2 separate regions of the Homo sapiens genome follow, and region 1 is linked to region 2. The links are chromatin loops, found by intact Hi-C in ENCODE. Cell type or tissue: mesothelial cell of epicardium. All regions are shown on one strand. Links, peaks and the distances in the headings refer to the core of each region. The heading gives the core; the rest is flanking DNA. Region 1 has its middle 110 kb from the start of C14orf180. Region 2 has its middle 24 kb from the start of C14orf180.

Region 1 (10,860 bases), core at 5,533-8,032, 80 kb before region 2:
CGAGGTGTTGGTGAAAGGCCAGTCTTCCAGATCCCCGCGTGTGGGCAACTAGGTCTGAAATGACAAACCCACTCTAACACACCAGCTTCCCTGAGCCCTTTAAACCCCCTCTACATTAAACCGGGGAGTTTGGATCTTTCCAGTTTGCTCACGGCAGGGCAGACTATCTTTTGACCCCTGTTCCGCCATCCAACCAAACTGAGCCCTTTCTAACTCGTTGACCTGCAACATTAAATCCAGAATCATTGCTTACTGAGCCCATATCAATAAATTTGGCCTGATCCAACTTTATGTTCCTTCCACTACCATCCCACACCCTTAATATTCATTCCCATCCATGTTCCCTGGATTTCTGCTCGTATAAATTAGAAAACCCATGTTGTTCTTTTGGAGAGCAGCATACCTTCTCATGGGTCACAGTTTGTCCCTCACCTTCAGGGCCTACTGGGGTTTGGGTCTAGTTATAGGGCTAGAGGCAAAGAGGGGCGGTGAGGGTGGGTCCTGAAAATAATCAGCATTGTCCTGCTTGGCCACCACCTCAGAGGAAGATATTACTCAGGATGCGGGGGACTCCTTCAAGTCAGGTGGAAAGGCTACACCACTGTTGGCAGGGATGCTCCTGCCACCAGGGATGTGAAGGCCACTTTTTTTGAGCGTGGGGGGACCTCTTCCACTGGCAAATAATAAACATCAGAACTTAGGGGCTTGATACCCCCAGCTTCATCAGGGTCTTCCCACATGTCCCCATTGCAACTTACAGTATCCCGTTCTTTCCCAGTCAATTTCCCCACTCAAGAGTAGACATTCCAGGAGGCTGGGAGCTCAACTTGCATTGTATTAATAATTTGGCCAATTGCAGGATGAGGTCCTGAGTTTGATTTTCAGAAACTTCAGCCCTGTGGTTGTATGAGATAAGGCTCCTGGGGCAAACATAGAAACTCTTAGGTCATTTTTGTGGCTCTTGAGCTGGGAATTTGAATCCCTGAGCTCATCTTTTTCTTTTACCACTTTGTCCAATGACATTAGAAGCAACCAATGTCATTATATTCCTCAGTTTTCCTAAAATGTTCAAAAGTATCATATACAGAGTCATGTAGCTCCTCGCTTCTTACAAGTAGTTTATTAGAAGGATCCAATGCAGATATTTTGCATATCTCTATAGTTTGTGCCATGGATGATCAGTGCTCTCTTTACTACCGGAAATACAGTCATTAGTGTCTTTACATATAGTTGGATTAAAGAGCCAATTCCAGAAACTCCAGAAAGAATTCAGAAAACTCGTCCTCAAAATTCTGGTCCTCTAGATCCACTCTTGGTACCAAAATCTATATTATTCAGAGTTCTACAAAAAACAGAATTAATAGAATATGAACATATATATGTATATATATATATACATATATATGAGGAGATTTATTATAGGAATCAACTTATGTAGTTATGGAAGCCAAGAAGTCCCACAATCTGCCATCTGCAAGCTGGAGAACCAGGGAAGTCAGTGGTGTTATTCAATCTGAGTCCAAAGACCAGAGAATCAGAGGCACCAATGGTCGAGGGCAGGAGAAGATGGATGTCCCAGCTAAAGAAGAAAGTGAGTTCACCCTTCCTCAGGCTTTTCGCTCTACTCAGGCCCTCCTTGGATTAAGTGATGCTTGCTCACTTTGATGAGGGCAGGTCTGTACTCAGTCCACTGACTCAAATGTTAATCTCTTCCAGAGACACCTTCAAAGACACATCCAGAAATGTTTTATCAACTATCTAGGCATCCCTCAGTGCAGTCAAGTTGACACCTAAAATTAACCACCACAAGCAGGGAAGATGGTGTGGGAGGTGAGATGTGTGTCTGTGAGCAGAAGCCGGGTGGGTCTCTGCATGAACATGTAGATACGGGTGCAAGCATGTGGGAGCTGCTGGTGGCAAAACTCAACAGAAGCAACTCGTATTTAGGAAGCGAATCAAGCGTCCCATCCTTTGAGCCCCATGACATTTCATGATCGGGAACAATAACAGACTCTTAGAGCAAGATGTATAATAAAAAGCTAAATTTTCAAGTATGGTTTTTGGAAGAATGTGACTTCTGAATTTTAACAAAAAGCAGAAACAAACACTTTCTTTCACACTTAAGAATTGTCTGCCAGGCTTCTGGAGGCACCTGGGCCATGTGGGTTCACTGTGGTCATTCAGGGAATGGATGGACAATGGTGAGTTTCTGGAGCACGGACATGACCTTTGGGGTAGAGGGAGGGCTCCAACACCAAGGCCCCCAGCACACATTTCACGAGGAAAAATGACCATCAACTCTGCTGAAACTGAGAAGGGAATTTTTTCTAATTAGAGGCTTCACATTAAGCATGCATTGGCTTCATCTGGAGTGTGCAGTACAGAATGATTCTCTTCCCCATTCCTCACCAAGAACAGTAATTAGAATGCAAGGTCATCTCCATATAATGCATTATGACTTTAATATCAGTAAACTCCCCTTACGTGTTAGATGCAGTGAGGAAATAGTAGTTAAATTATCACAGACTAGTATGATCAGTTTCCGCTAGGATAAAATGTGATAAATGGGTTTTAATAAACTGAGGAGAATTATAGGCACCATCTTCTTGGTTGCTGTCAATTTTATTTAGAGTAAAATGCCATTGCGATAATTAGTTGGTTTTTACTGTGTTCATTAAAAGCTTTTCTAATGACCGCTTGAGGAATAAGTAAAATTAATTTCTTTCTTGAACGTCGAAGGAATTAATCAAACAAACAAAAAGCAAACTTCAGGGATTGTGCGAGACGGGATGAGGGCCGGTGGTTTTCCGTGCCCGCTGTGGGGACAGCACTTTCCCGCCGTCTGTCGTTGGTGTTGCAGCTCCAGGCCATTCCCCCGAGCTGTGCTGATGGAGAGGGATGCAAGCCCCGGGGCAGAGGCCTTGGCCGTCCTTCTCAGGTGCCATTGAGCTGTGACTCCCAGGCCGCCTCCTCCAGGCAGCTTTCCTTGACTGCTCCAACTTCAGGGCTCTCTTCTGCCTGGCCCACACACTTGAGCTAGGGCTCCTCAGTCTCAGAGGCTGAGGCCAGGTTCTCTCTCTGCCTGTGGCCCCTTGGAGTCCAGCACAGGGCTAGGCACTCTAGAGGGCTCAAGGGCTTGAGCCTGAGATCCTGGCCTGTCTCCTCTTGGACAGGACTCCTTGGGCCTCCTGGCCACTACCCTATGTCCCAGCCCCTGCAGTGCTTGCCCAAGCTCAGCCTTTGTTCAGCACACCAGCCCTGTGAACCACACTGTCCCTGGAGGGACTGAGGGATGTCCAGGGGTCATTGGTGGCATAAAGGATGGAGCCACTGAAACGCAGTGGGTGGATGCAGGAAGAGGAGGGCTGCCCAGCAAGGCCACACCTGGCCTGGCTCGGAGGATGCCAGGAGGAGTCTCCAGCAGGCAGGCGTGGCCAGAGGGGCCGCGGGGTAGCCAGATGGAGTCTTTGTGCTGACCCCACAGTCCACAGGGAGGAGCAGAAAAGTGGGTGAGGCCTGCGGAGATGCCATCACCTGGCTGGGGGTACTCAGTGGCGAAGGGAGAGACAAAGCCAGACACCGCTCTGGCTAGTGGGAAGAGCAATGGTCCTTCTGACCTCCTGTGCCAGGTACAGCACTAGCACGGGCCTGAGAACCTGGCTGGTGAGCACATCCACCTGCACCTGTACCCATCCCCACTCCCCACACACGCCACACACACACACACACACACACATGCTCATCACACACACACCGCCACCTGCACCCATCAGCACTCTCCACACACATCACACACACACTCATCACACACACCCATCGCACACACCACACACACACTCATCACACACATGCTTATCACACACACTCACACACCACACATACATTCATCACACTCACACACACACCACATGCTTATCACACACATGCTCATAATACACACACCTCCACCTGCACCAGTCCCCACTCCCCACACACATCACACACACCATTGCACACACACCACACACCCACTCACACACACCACACACACGTTCATCACAGACACACACACACCAAACACATGCTTATCACAAACTTGCTCATCACACACACACACCCCTCCACCTGCACCCATCCCCATTCCCCACACATCACACACACACTCATCACACACACCCATTGCACACACACCACCCAATCACACACACACATCCACCTGCACCCATCAGCACTCCCCACACATCACACACACACTCATCACCCACACTCATCACAGACACACCACACACACTCATCACACACATGCTCATCACACACACTCATCACACACCACACACATTCTCATCATACACACTCATCACACTCATTACACACACACTTATCACACACATCACACATATGCTCATCAGACATGCTCATTACACACTCATCACACACACCACACACACACAAACTCATCACACGTACACCTGCACACAGCCACACACACAGGCCCATCACACAGACACCATGCACCACACACACACTCATCACACATACACACAAACCCAACCACCTCACACACCCATTCCCCCATCACACTCACACCCCCACCTCTGCTGGATGGAGCCCCACCATCCTTCAACGCCCAGTTGACAGCTCATCGTCCTTGACGCTTCCCCACCCCACCGTGGCCTACTCTGCGCCCCACCACACTTCCCTCTCCCGCCCACAAGGACCTCGGTAATGTCGCCCCTAAAACTGCTGCGGAACCTGCAGCCGGCTGTGACGCAGAATTGGCATCCCAGCTCGGCCCCTGCACACCCGACGCCCGGAGGGGTGCCTTAGTCCTGAGACTCTCCTGGTTCTTCTCCCTCTCCAGTGAGGTGAGAAGGTCAATCCGGCCCTGTGGGGTATGTTGAGGGTTAAGTGAGACCCTCGTGCTCATGAAGAGGCCAGGCAGGTCCTCTGCGAGTGCCACAGCCCCAGGCTTGTGCAGCCAGCTCACGGAGGCCTCCCAGGCCCTGAACACACACAGGACAGGGCTTTCTTGCATTATCACCTGAGTGACACTGCTAGGGGGCTGCTCTCTGGATGTCACTGCGGCCGGGTGCCGGGACAGCCGGCTGCTTGACTCCAGGACTTAGAGCTTGACTTGGCCTTTTAAGCCTCTGTCTCAGTGCCCTCGGGTCCCTTCCGCCCCCTCTGTGGCTCACCTACCTGTCCCTCGGCCTCTGGGGTGGGCTGGCAGGGCTTGTTCTGGGACCCAGGTGGGGTGGCAGCAGTGGCTGTCATGGTGCAGCACCAGCTTCCCGGAGTGCCCGGTCTGGGGATCCCCAGCGAAGGCACCGAAGCTCTCTTCTTGGCTCCCGGGCCTGTGAGGCCCAGCCAGCTCCACCCCAGCCCCTCCCACCCCAAGCCTCACAAGGAACCCCCACCTGGCAGCTCAAGCCCAGCCCCCTTTCCTGGGGTCCTGGGAGTTCCCACCACCACCTTGTGGCAATCAAGGGTAATGTGTGGGCTGCTGGGCCCTTGGTCCCTGTCAGGGTCACTCAGAGAGGCCCGGGTGGACATGAAAGTTCAAGTCTAAGCCGCATCCAAGCCAAGACTCAGGAACAAGCAGGGACCCTGGCTGTAGCGCCCCCAACTCAGGAGCAGCTCTCCGGCTTCTCATTCCCCTGGCTCTTTCTGGCTGAGGGGGCTTCTCTGTGTAACTCGGCCAGGTCCTCTTTCCAGCCTTTTTATTCTTCCTGCAGTCAGAGGCAGGGGCAGAGGGGGCCTCTGGTGCCAGCTCTGAGGCCTCTCTTGAAGCCCAGCCTGAAGGTGGCTGACCCCACCCGCTGCCACCCCCACCCTGAGATGGGGGCTTAGCGCCTTTGTCTTGGTGGCTTGCCCTGCTGGGACCCCTTCCTCTAATCTCAGAATGGCCGACCCCTCGCCTCCCTCACGGCGCCATTTCAGAGCTACATTCTCAGGCAGACCCCCGACCTGGCGCTCCTAGTTCGCCCACCCACCTGTGCTGCGTGTTCCCAGGCGTCCGCCACCTGCAGCAGGCCACCCGGTCACGTCTCCCTCCTGGCGCGCTTTCATCCTCGAGCCCCTTCTGGCCCCATCCTCCAGCTCCCGCCGTGTTGCTCAGAGCAGCTCACGGTGGGCACGCGGCGACTCTGAGGAATGGGCGTTCCCACAGCTCCCCGGCTTCCGTGACGGCCACGACCGGCTCTGCAGGGCAAGCTGGCCTCTGCAATCACCGCGCAGCGGCCCCTCACAAGTAGCATTTTTGCACTTGGCAGTCTACACGCTTTTTCATTTTAAAAGGAGTTTGTCCCTGGTGTTTGAGAAATATGCCCAAGAACACAGCCCTTCTCAGAGAGTCTGGATTCTAACAAGGAAAGCTCTTGGTTACACAGGGGAGTCCACGGTGGTGCAATGTCGGCTGAGGCATGGCCAGCGCAGGGCAGGAGCTGGGGGACTGGCGCCTCTGAGGACAGGGAGACACTCATCGGAGCAGCAGCACGCTGCTTGCACCTATAGAGGCCGCGGGCTCGGCAGAGCTGCCCTCACGATACTGGTGATTTCGGGAGCTCTCTCTAGAGGGCCGGGAGATACTGCAGCCTCAGAAGTGGCTGCCAGGAGTGGCTCTGGCAGATTTAGACGGTGATTTAGTCGGTGATCCTGCTGCCGTCCGTGTTCATTCTCCAGCAGAAGCCACACCTCACTCTCCCCTTAGAGCGAGGGAGAGATATGCTCAATTAAGCTGGGGGCAAATGGCGTCTGCACAGCCAGATCCAGGGGCCAGGAGGATGGGGGACTGCCCGGGAGGAGTCTCCACGCCATGTGAGTCAATCAGGGAACCCTAATTGGAAAGCAGTAATAAAAAGTAATTGAGTTTAATACATAATTTAGATCGTTACCCGTTAAGCTAATGCCTCCCGCTTAGGTGTGGGGAGAAAATTATTTATCTCGTAGACGGGGAAGATTTCATTTGTTTTTATAATGGAATGCTCGCCAATTGACTTTAATAAGAGCAGTTTGTTAAATCAGATTTTGAATTGGTGCATAGATTTGAAGTTCATATGTTAATATTTGACATGATATACTTAGCGCCTCCCTTCTCCCCTTAAAGTGGCTGGATTTATTCTCCCGTGAGGCTGTGCGCTCATTGTTGTCCTACATTATGGAAATTAAATCGGTTCTCTCTGGTGTCTTGATGGGAGGCAATTTGGCTCCTGACTTCTACCTTTTTTTTTTTTTTTAAATTAAAAAAGGGACATTAAAGAGTCTCTGCTTGCTTCTTTGCAGGGCCTTTTTCCTCTTGAAAACAGTCCCAGGGCTGCAAACAAATGCTTTGCTTAAATACCAGAAAGGAACTTACTAACAACTCCTTACTTGGGTCCAGCCATCTGCCATTCCTTAGCCGTTTGATTTTCTCAGCAATCCTATGAAGTCAAGCGGCCACTAGGAACCCGGCTCCTGCGTGTGCACATCGAGGCCTGGGGCCTGGTCCCCACCCGTAGGTGGGCGCCAGCCTGGCAGTGGAGACCAGGCTTTTCACACCCGCAAGGCAGGGCCGCCTGGGCCTGGACCCAAGCTCCTCTGGCCAGCCTATTGATGGAGACTCTGGGACTCAGTTTCCCTATCAACAGAAGAGGGATAAGATACTGAGTACCTCAGAGGGGATTTTAGGATGGAAGGAGGTGCTGCCTGCCCGGGGCACGGAACACAGCCAGTACCAAGAGCTTAACTGTGAGCACTGCAACTACCCCAGTGGAGTGGCTCCCGGACCCCTCCCCAAACCAGCTCCCCCGACCCCAACAGCCGTACCACGAGGCAGATAGCATCTGACCGAGAGGGCCCCACCCTCACATCTGCCTCTCACCAGCTGTGGGGCCTCAGGTGGGCGTCCCTGTGCTCCAGGCCTCAGCATCCTCGGCTATGAAACAGGCTGCTGAGGCCTCCCTAGGGCACCCAGTGTCCCTGTCAAGGGCAGAGGGGATCTTGCTGACAGGCTACAGGAGACCACCCCAGGAGCCAGGGGTTTGCACGGTCTCCTCTCGGGGCAGCCGTCCAGGCAGAACCTCAGCCCCCAGATGGCAGGATCGGGGCGAAAGCTAAGTCATCAGGACCCCAGGTCTGGAGGCCGTCCCTGCCCGGTTCCTGCAGCAGCCTCAGTGGCAGGTGCTGGGGAAAGCCCTAGTGCCGGCAGCCTTTACCTCGGGTCCCCCTGGACTCCCAACCCCTCCAGCTCCAGCCTCTGTGTCCCACAGAGACCCCCCAGCGCATTGCAGAGAGAGCTTTCCACAGCCCCAGCTGCACCCCCACTTCCAACTTGCCTCTGGAAACAGCCATGAATGGCAGGGGAGGGCACCAGAAGGAAGGCCTTTAGGGAGAACGAACACAGGTCTCCACTCTCAGAAACAGGAGTCTCCACAGAGCCCCCAAGGGACCCTGGGACACCCTGGAAGTGTCCACTGCACACTGGAGCCACCTCAAGAGCCATGGGGCTTGGAGCCCCACGGTCCTGGAGAAGCTCTCCCCGGTGGAACATCGGAATAAATGTGTGTAGCTGTGAAACCCCACTTTACATAAAATCAGAAAGAAAGCCTGTGTAAAACAGATTTCTAAGTACCCAAGGCCTGAGACACAAGCCTCTCCTGCTGAGCACCTGTGCAGCCTCTTCCTGCCCTTCTCGCCTCCAAGCCGGCGCAGCTCCTTCTAAAACACCTTGGTGCACCCAGGGTGCCCAGAGGAAGGTGGGAGCCCATGGCAGCCATGTGGACGGGAGCGAGCCCCTCCACCAGCATGCTGGGAGGCAGACGGTCGGGGAAGGGGTGCCCTGCCACTCTGCTGCGGAAGAATCTGTTGCCGTGGAAGCATCCAGAGCAACAAGGAGGAGATGACTTTGTACCCCAGGAAGTGGGGCTCTCTGCCCAGGGACGAGTGAGCTCATGTGCAAGGAGGGCCCTTAGGACTGAGGCACCTGGGGTGGGGGTGCCAATCCCGGTCCTGCCCCCAAGGGCACTCGGCATGGATGCCCTCAGCAAACTCTCCTCAAGACCAGGCACAGGGCGAGGCACCTTAGGACTGAGGCACCTGGGGTGGGGGTGCCAATCCCGGTCCTGCCCCCAAGGGCACTCGGCATGGATGCCCTCAGCAAACTCTCCTCAAGACCAGGCACAGGGCGAGGCACCTTAGGACTGAGGCACCTGGGGTGGGGTGCAAATCCCGGTCCTGCCCCTAAGGGCACTCGGCATGGATGCCCTCAGCAAACTCTCCTCAAGACCAGGCACAGGGCAAGGCAGGGCCTGTCCTGGAGCTCCCAGGCTGGGCAGTAGGGACGGCCAGGGCGAGGGGCCCTGGTGTGAAAGTCCAGGTGGGAACCGCCCTAATCGCTCCCCCGTCCCAGACCTGAAGCTGCCCCTGGGGCTGAGGAGCCTCACTCTGTCCCTGGGCCAGGGTCCTGGGCTCCCCCGCCTGTGGAGCAAGAGCCGCAGGGCAGGGATGGGCAAGCACCAGCACCCACGGCTGCGGCCGCAGTCCAGCCACCTCAGAGTCCCCAGGCCTTCACCCAGCCTCGCAAGCCCCGTTGCCCACACCTGGGTTCATGGATTTGAGCCAAGCTCACCCATCTGCCCAGTGGCTTTGGATTTGAGAGCGTCCATGGCTCCCCCTACGCCCAAGCCATGCCTCATAGTCCCCTGGGGTGGGCTGAAGGTCTCTGATGGAAACCTGCTCTCACTGTATGGAGCACAGGCCCTGGCCCACTGAGACACCCAAACAGAGTCACTCAGTGGTTCAGAAACAGGGTGGGCAGGACTCCCAGGTGCAGGGGCAGTGGGGATTCTGAGCCCTCCGGGAAGGGGTGTTGGAATCATTAGAGTGAATGAGGGAGGGGATTGTGTGGTTGTTGGAGGGCAGCCACCCAGCAGGACTTTCTAGGAGGAGGAAACAGTTTCTTTCTTGGCTCCCCGTATGGTGCCACATGGGCCATGTGCACCTGGCGCGTGGCTGGCACCCAGCGTCAGTTCCTTTCATTCACTTCCCTTTAAGCAGCTCCGTGGACGAGCAGCCACTGTCCTGGACTCACACAAAGTCTCAGCCGGCGTGTGAAAGCCTGGGGGGAGCTCAGCCCCTCCACTCAGAGGCGGCGGCCGTGGCCACTGCCCCGAACAAAAGGAAGAGCTTGTTTACAAATTGTCCATTGAAAATTGAGTTGCAAACATCGGCATCAGGCCTCGCCTGCCAGGCCACCCGGATTGGAGAGTAATTTATGAAGATTGCTTTACCTGGGGCCGTGCTGGTCTGTGCCTGCAAGTAATTCACACCAGGCTCATTTTGGATGCAGTCAAAGACCCCCGTATTTCACGGTGACAACGTAATCACAGAACCACATTAAAAAGTCATTATTGTTTAGAATCCAGCTTGGTTTGAAAAACTCTTACTATAAAATTCAACAGCCTTTGTAAATTACCGAAAGGTTTACTCAAGAATCCTAGGTGCCGTGATTTAGACCGGGAAGTTACCACTTTATTGATTCTGTGGGATTTTGTTGGTCCCCGCATTTATAAGGAATGATTAGTGAGTGATCAGAGTAATAAACTCCTCTGTGCTGGTTCATAAATAATGATGAATTGAGTTTGCATCCTCAAATTTCTCATGCAAACCACTCCTATTCCGAAGAGTCCCAGATGCAACTTTGGGGCAGTGTGGCCGTTAGCCCCCACGGGGACAGAACACAGGGGGATCTGGCTTCTCCGCTTGCCTCTTCATAGGATCCCAGCAGGCCTGGCCACTGCATCCCAGGATAGCAGCCGTGGAGCCGGACTCCATTTCCCCCCAGCTCGAGGGGTGCTGGGGGCCACTGGCAGAGCTCCTGCAGATGCAGATGCTCCTCTGCCTCCA
Region 2 (10,860 bases), core at 3,480-5,979:
CTCTTTCACTCTCTTCTGTCCTTGGTCCTGACCCTTCTTCCTGCCTGGAACACGGATGTGATGCTGGAGGTGAAGCAGCCATCTTGCAACCATGAGGCTAAAAGCAGAAGGACAAAAGCTACCTTGCAGATGAATGAACAGAAAGACAGAAAGAGCCTGAGTCCCTGCTGGCACCATGGACCCCACACCAAATTTGGGTGCCTGCTGAACTCCAGACTTCTTGATACATAGAAATTGAAAACTCATTTGCCAAACCATGTTAACTTGGGTTTTATGTAGTGCAAAGTTGAATGTATTCCTAAGCAATGTACCCAAGAATAATTGTTACTAACAACAAAACCGAAGAAAGCCCCTTGTAGTGAGTGGAAGTGAATTCGTGTAACCGTGCAGCTCCCCAGCTCCTGGATCCTGTATCCCGCCTGCCCTGCAAAGTCAGGCATAGTGGTTGGACTTGGTTTGGCTGCTGGAATGGGAAAAGTTCCGTGTCACCTCCGGGAAGCCGCATTCAGCGGGCAGTGCTCAGCTCTCCACCTACTTCTATGTTCCTGTTTCAGAAAACCTGGGACAGGTGACACATGTTGATGGAGAAGTCAACGCTCAGCCCTCCCCAGGAGGGCAGGTGCCCTGGAGGCCTTAGAGGTGGTGTGGGGCCGGCAGTGTGGAGTTGCTGCAGCTGGGAGATGGCTTGTTACTGCCACACGGTGCAGCCGAGCTCAACGTGTCACAGAAAATAGCGGGGGAAAGGTTTAAATGGATCTTTATCTTGAAAAGTAAAACCTCAAAAATAGTCTGATATTGCACTGGATAGAGATTTGAGTTTTCACTGCCACCCTGCGCTGGTTGTTAGAATGCAAGGAGAATGCATTGTTTGAGTTTGTTATCTGTTCTCCCAGGAAAATGATTGGCCACGCTGCACGGGCGGCTGCATGTGAACCCCCCACGACAGTCACAGGCCCCTCGACACGGTGCTCAGACCATCTCCCTGGAAGCATCCTTCCCTCCACCACCCTTAGCAATCAGCTCGCCTTTGATTTTCACCTGGAATGACTCAGCGGGCACTGATCCGTCAGTGGCTTTGCAGGCACCTGCGCTGTCCCACCCATCATTCTCAGCTCCCGAAACCGCATCAGTCACAGGCAACTTAACTGCAGTCCCCGGTGACCGGCCACTATTGGGAGACTGACCAATAAGGACTGGAAGGGAATCAATGTTGGGGCAAGTTTGGATGAGGGGGTTGAGCAGGCTGCCTCCCTCCAGACATCCCCCAGGGGACCCCCTTTTCCTCTCACTGTTTGTGCTCCCAGCCTGCCTCTCTCTGGGCCTCCTCCCTTCCTTTTTCACCTGGACGCACCTCCTGGCCCTACAGAAAGAATGGAGGTCGGCACCCCATCTCCCAGGCCAAGGAGGGCAGCTCCCTGCAGCGATGTCGGGGTATGGAGGGCAGGGGCCGGGAGCAGGGGGCTTCACTCCAGGCTACAGCCAGTTCCCCCAAGTCGGGGTCAAAATTACAGCCTATCCCACGGCCCACCCATCCTCTGCCCTCCCTTATCCAGTCAAGGTCCCTATCCAGTCCAGGTGTGCAGGTGAGGGATTCCGAGCTGGGAAGGGCAGGCAGACAGTTCCTGCAGGCTCCCGCTCACATCCAGGGCTTTTTAGGGACCCTGCCCCAAAAGAGGTCCTTGAAGCCACTTGGAGAATGCCCAGCTGTGGATGTGTCCAGACAGCAGCCAAGGACGCTCAGGCCAGCGGGAGCCGCTGAGATCAGCCAGGCCCAGCCTAGCCCAGTGGACGGCTCCTGCTGCACCCTCCCTCCTGGGCTGGGCCTGCCAACTCTCACAACTCCCACTCCAGCCACGGCCAGACCTGAGATCCTCTCCTCCCTGAGGCTAAAACATCTACCACATTCGGCTGGTGGCTGCCCCAGCTCTGCCTCAGGTCCCTGACAGGCCGGCCCCCTGCTGCTGGCAGCCAGGCACTGGAGTGACACATCTGTCTGTGCCCACACCTCCTCCTGGGGTCTCAAGTCTTCCAGAAGGGGTCGCGAGTCTTCCAGGAGGTCCGCCCCAACCTGTGATGCTCCTGTTGTGGGCGGGGGAGCAGCTATGACGGTGGGGAGAATTGCCAGTGCAGGAAGGACCCACGGGTGCTGCTGTGAGGGTGGTTTTGGGGTGCCGCTGTGAGGGTGGTTTTGGGGTGCCGCTGTGAGGGTGGTTTTGGGATGCTGCTGTGAGGGTGGTTTTGGGGTGCCAAGTGACGGTGGTTTTGGGGTGCTGTTGTGAGGGTGGCTTTGCTTCCACCTGAATGCAGAGCTCGCCTCCTTCGGCTCTCCCTCCCCCCGGGTGAGCAGCCCAATCCCGGGGACCTGTGCTAGCCCCTGTCTCGTGGCCTGTTACTGCTGAGGACAGACCTGACGGCAGTCCCGGTAGGTCAGATCCCGGGGGCACCCGCGAGACCTGGGGCAGGAGGTGGGCAGGTGCCAACCTCGGGCACAACTCCAGTGCGCAGCGTCCATGCCCGGGTGGCTGCCGTGTTGTCCTGCTGTGGCTCAGCCTGTCCCCTTCGCAGGGAATTGGCTGTGGGAGATCTACTTTGCAATAAACCCGTCCATAAAAGTGAAATGTCGATTGAAGGCTCTGTCTCGTGGGGAATCGGTTTTGATGTCCCTGTGCATCTTGCAGAAGCAGATGCTGGGCCTCAGCAGCATCACAGGGAGCTGCGCCTGGCCAGGGAAAGTCTGGAACTGCCCAAAGAACTTCTGCTCACCAGACCTGGGCCCCAAGCAGCAGCCCTGGGTAACCTCCCTCTGGGAACCAGCGGGACAGAACCAGGGGGAAGGCTGGGGACGGGGAGGACAAGGGAGTGAAGGGGGCTGGAAGGACAGAGAGGGAAAGGAAACTTCTCACCCACCTCCACTCACCAGACGCCCTCCACTCATCTCTGCCAAACCTGGGCGATCTCACCTATGACATCTTGCAATGAGACAGGCGGCATCACCTATTTTATAGGAGCACCAGGTTAAGCCACTGGCCGAAGTACCCGGTAGGAGACAGGCTGTGTGCAGAGGCCAGGCGTGCGTCAGGCTAACTTCAGGAGCCTGGACTCAGGGTGGTGGGTAGGGCCAGACCACGGGAGGCACCTGGCACAAAACCCAAGGAAGCCCTCTCAGGGGGTGCCAGCCCCTCCCCGCACCCCACAGGGCCCAAGATCGTGTGCCTCCTCCTCTTGGCATCCTCCACGGATGATGCACCGGGCCTGGTGGAGAAGGCGTCTCTCTGCGGAAGCCACATCAGCAAAGGAACCAAGAAGGAAGGGGACCAAAATAACCAGCTGGCCACTGCCGGGGCAGGGACGCCCACAGCTGCTGACAGCCAGAAAAGAGAGACCAGCAGAAGGGGCACACGGCCGGGTGGGGGTCAGAGCAGCACCCCCGTGGGTCCCACCTCTAGCTACATCAACCAACGCCAGGCCAGGCAGGGGACTGAGGACAGTGGGCGTGGTGCCACCGCCACAGACCCTGGGCACACTCTGGGACAAACAGCCAGCCTCTGCAAAACACAAACTGCACAGGGGAAAAGACCGGCAGAGGCGCAACCCTGTAGAAACAGACACAGGACACCGGGGAGATGTGAACGGTAGCTAAGTATGCAATGATGTGAAGACGTTGTTTTTCATTGTTAGGTATAACCACACTGTGGCTACTTTTCAAGGCGGCCTTATTGTTTAGCGATATTTACAGATACATGAATCCAACCCTGGGGATTTGCTCCAAACCCCCCAGGTGTGGACATGCAGATGCTGGAGAGGAGAGAGGAGACTGCGGGTCGGCACTGGGAGGCTGGCGGAGGGAAACGGAGTCCACAGCACTGTCCCCTCCCCGTGGTGTGCTTGGAATTCTCCACAACCACCTTTTGAGGAAGGAGCTCACATAGAGACCCGCAGAGGGGCCTGGCCACTCTGGGGTGTCAGGGGCAACAGGGCCCCACTGCCCAACCCATCCACTCTGGGAAGGGGCCCTTCCTCTGTGCAGCCCCTCCAGTCCTCAGCCTGGGACCCCCCCCCCACCATTGTGAGCCAAACACTCCCTGAGGCACAAGGATCCAGGCCTCTCGAGTGGAGGGCGGGAGCCGAGCAGGGAAAGCCAAGGCCGCCTGGGGTGAGGAGACAGGAGGGCAGGAGGGGGCTGGAGCTGACTGGAGGTCCCAAGTTCAGAGGTGGGGCACCCCATGGCCGCTGTCTGTCCACAGCTCTGTGGCACCTGTGGATTTGGCCAACACCCCCTCCGCAGTGAGGGGGGACCCCCAAGAGGAGGGGCCACCTCTGTCCTGCTGTTCCCTAAGCCCCAGCACTCACACACATCCCTGAATCCCTCGCTGTGCCACCATCAGCCTTGCAGCCACCATCGGGCGGCGTCCTGCCTTCCTCCCTCTGAAAGGCCTACTTTGGGAGGTCAGCCCGACTCAGAGGCGAGGCTGCAGAGCTGGACCTTCGGGAACCTTCACAACCCAGCCACAACGGCCCCCAGCACCCGCAGCCTGCCGAAGGCATGCTTCTATCCTCAGCCTCGCTGCCCTCCTGCAGGCCGGGGCCTCCCTCCTGCAATGCTGGCTGTGGGTGGCTGCCAGCGAACGTCCAGCTGTCACCCCAGCCCCCGCGGCATCTCCTGTCCCCACACAACAAGCCAGGCAGGGCTCGGGCTGGGAGGAAGGGGCCCTGGGCTCCCCTTCGTCTGCCTGGACTGTGAGGGCCTGGGGCAGTGTGCCAGCTTCATCGAATGATGTCAGAGAAGCTCATTCCGCTGGAGCTCGGAGCCTCAACGGCCACCCAGGAAGCCCTCAGAGTGGCTGCGGCCCCTTTCAAGGGGAGAGAAGGGCAGGAGCCATGCTAGGCCTCGGAGGGGTGGGGGTATGCCTACCTTGGAAGGCAAAGACCCCCGGACTCTGCTCCCCGCCCTCCCCTCAGCACCGCTGTGACTCCTCTGTGCAGGGGGCAAACTGCACCTCAGAAGAGTCCCATGGCCCATGGTCATGGCAGCTGGACTCAAGCCTGAGTCTGCATGGGGTGACACCAGGAGCAGCAGAGCCAGGACTTCTGGTGGCCCTGAGCTCCTCTGCACCAGACCCCTGAGCCCATCCCAGGCCCAGGGAGCCCAGGCTGGGAGGGGGAGGCAGGCTGCCACTGAGCCATGGAGACCAGTTTCCCCCAGCTGCCCAGGGCACGGGGCAGCCCCAGCATCGCTTTGCCATGTTCCTAACCCACACCGCCAGGCCCCGTGCTCCAGAGTGAGCCTGTCTCCGATCCAATACGCTCTCCTTCCTGGCTAATCCAGTTGGAGACTTTTCAACCTCACTATAATTTACAAGGCAGCTGGAGCACAGGATATTTTTAATAAAAATTAGGTACAAGCAGATACAGGGGATTAATAGTTGTATTATGATTTTATAGTTCTCCATATACAGCGGCACGGAAAAGACAATCAGAGAGCAGGGCCATTTCAGGCAGATAAAATGGGGCATTTATTTTTAATGGAAAGATAATTTCAGGATGCATCCAGCCATGGAGAAAGCTGCTGAGGCACTGCGCTGGGCAGAACAAAGAGGAGGCTGGAGGCTCGGCGGCCTCACTGAAAAGCCCTGTGGAGAGATTCTGGGCTTGCGGGACCAGGGGCAGGCTCCCCACCTAGTGGGTCTCCAGGTGGGGATCAGCAGTCCAAAATCAGAGCCATGTGAGCCCTGCCAGAAAGAAGGACCCAGGAGGGGTCCAGCCCCTCACCTGCCTGCTGTGCAGCTGTGGGCGAGTCTCTCTGAGCCTCAGTTTCCCTACCTGTACAGCAAGGACTGGATGAGCTCCTAGAAAAGCGGCTGCTCTGCAGAGCTGGGGAGGGGGTTGTGGAGATGGCCATCCACAGTCATCTCTGCTCCTTTCCCAGGAGCAAACACCCAACTGAGCATCTGCCATCTGCCCTGGGGTCACAGCTTCCCTTCCCTCAAGTTCAATCTCAGTGGCTTGAGGCCACCAGCGCTGTCCCTGGGGACACAGCTCTTCTTCCCCCATCTCCCATCCCCACCCCACCCCAGTCATATCCAGCAGGGGCTGAGCCTCTCCAGGAGCTACGAGGCTGGCTTTGAAGCCCAGAGCTTGAAAAAGGCACTATAGATGGAAAAGAAGCTGTCGGGGCTGCCATCTTCAAAGCCAGAGGCTGTGGCAGCTGAAGCCCCTGCTTGGGCTTTGCTGGAGCCCCGGCTTGGGCTTTGCTGGAGCACATCGTTCTGAAGACATGCCCAGCCCTGCCCCTCACCCCAGGCTCCCAGCCTCCTGCATGAAGCTCTGCACCCCTGGAGGGACGAGGGACTAGGGGGCCACTCAGGAGCAGGTGGGGCACTCAGGGATAGACAAGAGGGCTGCGGTGACACTGTGCCTGGGCTGGTCCCCCGGGGTCCAGGGCTCTCCTCTGGCCCAGAGGGACACCCGAGCTCCCTGTGCAGCCTTGTCCAACCTGGAGCTCAGAGGAAGTGGCCATCATGGCCCTCAAATCCTGTCCCAGTGGACACTGGCAATGGGCTGGCCCGGCCAGACAGGCTCACGTGGGCCAGAGGGTCACCCCCTCTTCCTGCAGCCCAAGGAGAGGAGCCCAAAAGGAGATCCCCTCAGGGACTTCCAGCCCACACAGACTGAGGATGCCCAAACCAAATTATGGCCAAAGGCCCCGGGGAGCTGAGAGAAGACAGGGAGTCAGGGAAGGCAGCGTCTGCAGGAGCCCCCAGGCCCCCTCACCCACCCAGGGAGTGACGCCCTGAGCCCCCACAGCCAGCCCCCAGCCAGGCCCCCAAGCCCTGCAGGAAATGGTCACTGTGTCCACTCCCGGCTGGCCACCCCTCCCCAGTAAGAGTCTCTAACCTGACCCTTCCCTAGTTGCCCCAGAACCTTCCAGAATCAAAGGAAACCACAGACTTCTCTGCCATGTCTTCTAGTTCCCAGGGAGCAGGAGACCCTCCTCCGCACAGCCCATCTGAGGGCAAGGCTGGAGAGGCTTCTGCTCCCCTGTCTAGATCCCCCTCTGGAGCCAGCAGCAGATGCCTGACAGAGAGAAGCAGTTCCAGTGCTGAGAGGCCTGGCAAAGTCCCTCAGGTGCTCAGGCTCTGACGGGCCACGGCTCGTGGAGAGAGCAGTGTGCCAGATCACCCCTACTCTTCTTCCAGGGACCACCTCCCCACCATTCCAGGACACACCAACAGACCCTGTGTGTCGGGCTCAGGAGCTGCCCAAGGGTCTGATGTCCCAGGCTTGTGAGGAGTGGGCCACCAAGAGGATGGGCATGCTTGGCTGGGGACCCCCAGCCAATCCAGGTGGGATTCACTTAACTCTCTGTGCTTGACACCCAGAAGTCACCAAATGAAGGGACCCACAAAATCACTCATGGTGAACACGGCTCCATAGGGATATAGGCTCAAATCACAAGGGCCCATCTCAGCTGGGAAGGTAGACCCAGGCTCGGCTGGGAGGTGAACTCAGACTTGACTGGGAGGTAGACCCAGGCTCAACAGGGAAATGAACTCAGACTCGGTTGGGATGATGGCCACAGGCTCAGCTCGGAAGTGGACTCAAGCTCAGCTGAGGTGATGGTCCTAGGTTCAGCTGGGAGGTGGACTCAGGCTCAGCTGGGATGATGGACTCAGGCTCAGCTGGGAGGTGGACTCAGGCTCAGCTGGAAGGTGGGCCCAGACTCAGCCAGGAAGTGAACTCAGGCTCAGATGGAAAGTGGCCCCAGGCTCAGCTGGGAGGTGGACCCAGACTTAGCTGGGAGGTGGAATCAGGCTCAGCTAGGAGGAGGAACCAGGCTCAGCTGGGAGGTGAACTTAGGCTCAGCTGGAAGGTGAACTCAGGCTCAGCTGGAAGGTGGCCCCAGGCTCAGCTGTGAGGTAGAGTCAGGCTCAGCTGGGGTGATGGACCCAGGCTCAGCTGGGAGGTGGACTCAGGTTTGGCTAGGGAGGTAAACTGAGGCTCAGTACAGGTTGAAGCACCATCACCAGGGCAGCCGTGACAGGTGATGACGTTGGACTGCTTTTGTATGAAAGAGGCAGCGCTTAGTTCTCACTAGAAGAGACGCTTAATCTGAATATGGACTGGTCTTTCCTGGCCACAAGGCTTCTGCAAATATGACCATCTTTCCCCATCAGCCTGGCCTTCCGCACAACATTGCTGTTAGCCAAGGGTCTCCCTTCGAGCTGCAATGGACTCAACCTCACAGAATCCACTGGTCTGACGTCCCCACTGTCTGGCAGCTGCCAGCCTGAGAGGCTGGCAGACTGGCCTTCGGAGACTCAGGGATGGCGCCAGCTGGGTGGCGATGCCCTGTGGGGCCTGCCAGGGCCCTGAAGGATACAGTGCAGGCTCCCAGTCAGTGACCCACAGCTGGGATTCACGGTCTGGGGATCTGGGGCTGGAAATTGGGGCTTTTCATGTGGTCACCTCTGTGATAGTTACAACTCACCCTTTGACTCTCACAGCCTGGTCCTTGAACTGCAGATGTGTCAGCCAATCTCAGAGCCAAGCCCAGCAGCTCCAGGCCAGATGGCCTCACCCACCTCCAGCCCAAGAGCATCCTCTTAGGAGGGGGGTTAAACTGAGCCTCCAGAGACCACCTTCCCGTGGCACCTGCTCGTAAACTAACTCATCCGGGAGGTGGGGGACCACTGGGTTCCACATATGGAAACAAGGGTGGTGGGAGAGGCGGGGTGCACAGGGCCGAGCTCCTCAGCAGGGTCCCCATGGATGGGACAATCAACAAATGCAGAGCACACCTAGGAGCCTGCAAGGCCGCCCTGCTGCCCGCGGCCCCTGCAGAACCAAGAGGCTTCCACTTTCTAAATCACACAAATTAATTTAGAAATCAGAGCGGCTCCCACAGCTAGACTGCAGGTTTCAAAATAGCTTAACAAATTACCAAATCCCCTTTAAGAAGACAAATTATTCCAGCTCCTCCACCAGCACCTGGTTAATGATGCATGCACTTTTGTTAGGCGTTAAATATTCACTAGCTGTGGGTTTGCACTTGTGACCCGTTGCCTCATTTCTATGTGGGCTGGCTGTTGTGCCCCATGCTGTCCCAGCACCCGGGGATGCTGGCCTTGGGACCACCGTGCAAGGTGACGGCCCAGCGGTTCCACCTTCCCTGACCATGGCCATGGCTCACCTCTGCCTGCCCAGGGCTGCCCTTGGTGCAGGCAGAGCCCACATCCCCTCACCAGCCTTCCAGGCCGTGCCATAGCCTTGGCATGTGAGGCCTCCTTGCCACCCGGCCTCCCTCCATCCCCATCTCCAGGCACACTCACCCACTGGCATCTCCCCGGGGCTGCTGTGGCCTTTGTCCCTCTTCCTGGTCTGATGCACACCCAGGGACAGACATGGGGTTTTCCTGACCCGAGTTTCAGGCCTCCAGTTCCTGACCAGCTTCTCCACACTGGCCCCACAGGCAGAGTGTGCCTCGCCCGCAGAGACGAGGTTATGTTCCCCGACCATGGGCGTTCAGGGGGTGGGAGACCAGGAGGGCACTCAGGCATCCAGCACTGCCATCCTTCTTGAGGCAGGTCCCCAGGCTGCCAGAGTTGTGGCCCAGACTCCCTGGACAGCAGAGACACCTGGTCAGGACTCAACCCCAGGGCCAACTAGAGGGAGCTGAGCCCTGGGAGGACCTGCAACCCTAGTGGGGCCACCAGAGAAGTCCCTCCCTCCTCTTCCCCAAGACTTGACAGCCGGGCTGTGCCCTGAACCCGCCCCTACTCCCCCTAGGCTGCCTGGGCGCCCCGCATTCACTGTTTCCACTCTTGACAGATGGGGAAGGGGGAGCCAGGCAGGAAGGAATGCCCCACCCAGGGGCCCCCCAGCAACAGTGCCACCCAGCCCAGGACCCCGGCTTCACACAGACAGGCTCCCCAGCTGCAGGGGCTTTCCTCGCCCTCCCTCTCCTCACACTGGGGCTCTTCTGATTTGAGATCAACTTCCAAATGTCTTTCTTGAATGTTCTGCCTAATTAACTTCACATTAAGAGGACTGAAAAGGACATGGCAGCCGTGCCAATCCACAGCCTGCCCCACCGCGACGGGGAGAAGCACATCTCACTCAGCCTCCGACGCCTGCCACTTCATGCGTGCAGGCCTGGCTCCTCCTCGTCCAGGACAGTCAGCCCTGCTCCCCGGTGCACACACACACGCACACACACACTCACACAAATGCACGCACATCCATGCATGCATACATGTATGCGTATGTCCACACCCACATACATGGACACAGATATATACATGCCACACACGCACACACCCATATACACGCACATGCGTGCATTGCACACAGGCACAAGCTTGCATGCTCACACATGCACACAGCCAGGAGCAAGCTCCTGAAGCCACTGAGTGGTGCCACCTTGTGCTTTGTCCTTGGGGACCAGCTGAGGAGCCACTGGCCAACAGGGACCACTCTTAGTGCCCCTTTTTCAGGCACAGAGGAGCTGAGGCCAAGAAAGGGAAGGGGCCTGGTTCAGAGTCCCCCAGTGGCCACTGGCTGGGAAGCTCTGCAAGCTTGGGTGCCTGGCAGTGCCTTCCCCAGCCGCCCTCACCCCCCTGCCCCAGCCTTGTGACTCCCCTTGGCCCCACCAGTGACTGTGTCCACTTCCTCCTGAGCCCACAGCCCTTGACACCTGTCCTTGCCATAGCTGGGCCCAGCCACGCTCTTCAGCAGGCAATGTGGCCCCCTCCACAGGGTCTGAGCTGGGCACCAGCGTTCAGTAGTTAGGAGGTTCCATATCTGTGTCCCCTGTCCAGCCTGGCTGGCAAAGTGGGGACTCAGCCTCTCTGTAGTCTCCAC

Evidence for each region. Peaks named below come from ENCODE experiments on the same cell type or tissue, not always from the same donor. Only the 100,000 strongest peaks of a DNase experiment are listed, where the experiment ranks them.
Region 1: a loop joins it to region 2, with 19 times the contacts of the local background. A loop is called at or near these places in 1 of 110 quality-filtered maps.

Annotation. Positions count from the first base shown.
Region 1 is chr14:104,467,912-104,478,771 of GRCh38, forward strand. No RefSeq gene overlaps it. Among named protein-coding and RNA genes, the nearest start is that of C14orf180, 110 kb to the right of the region's middle. RefSeq lists an enhancer at 3,321-3,821. In mesothelial cell of epicardium, for the core only: no CTCF peak of the experiment used is centred there; no DNase peak of the experiment used is centred there.
Region 2 is chr14:104,550,128-104,560,987 of GRCh38, forward strand. No RefSeq gene overlaps it. Among named protein-coding and RNA genes, the nearest start is that of C14orf180, 24 kb to the right of the region's middle. In mesothelial cell of epicardium, for the core only: no CTCF peak of the experiment used is centred there; a DNase peak (open chromatin) is centred at 4,748.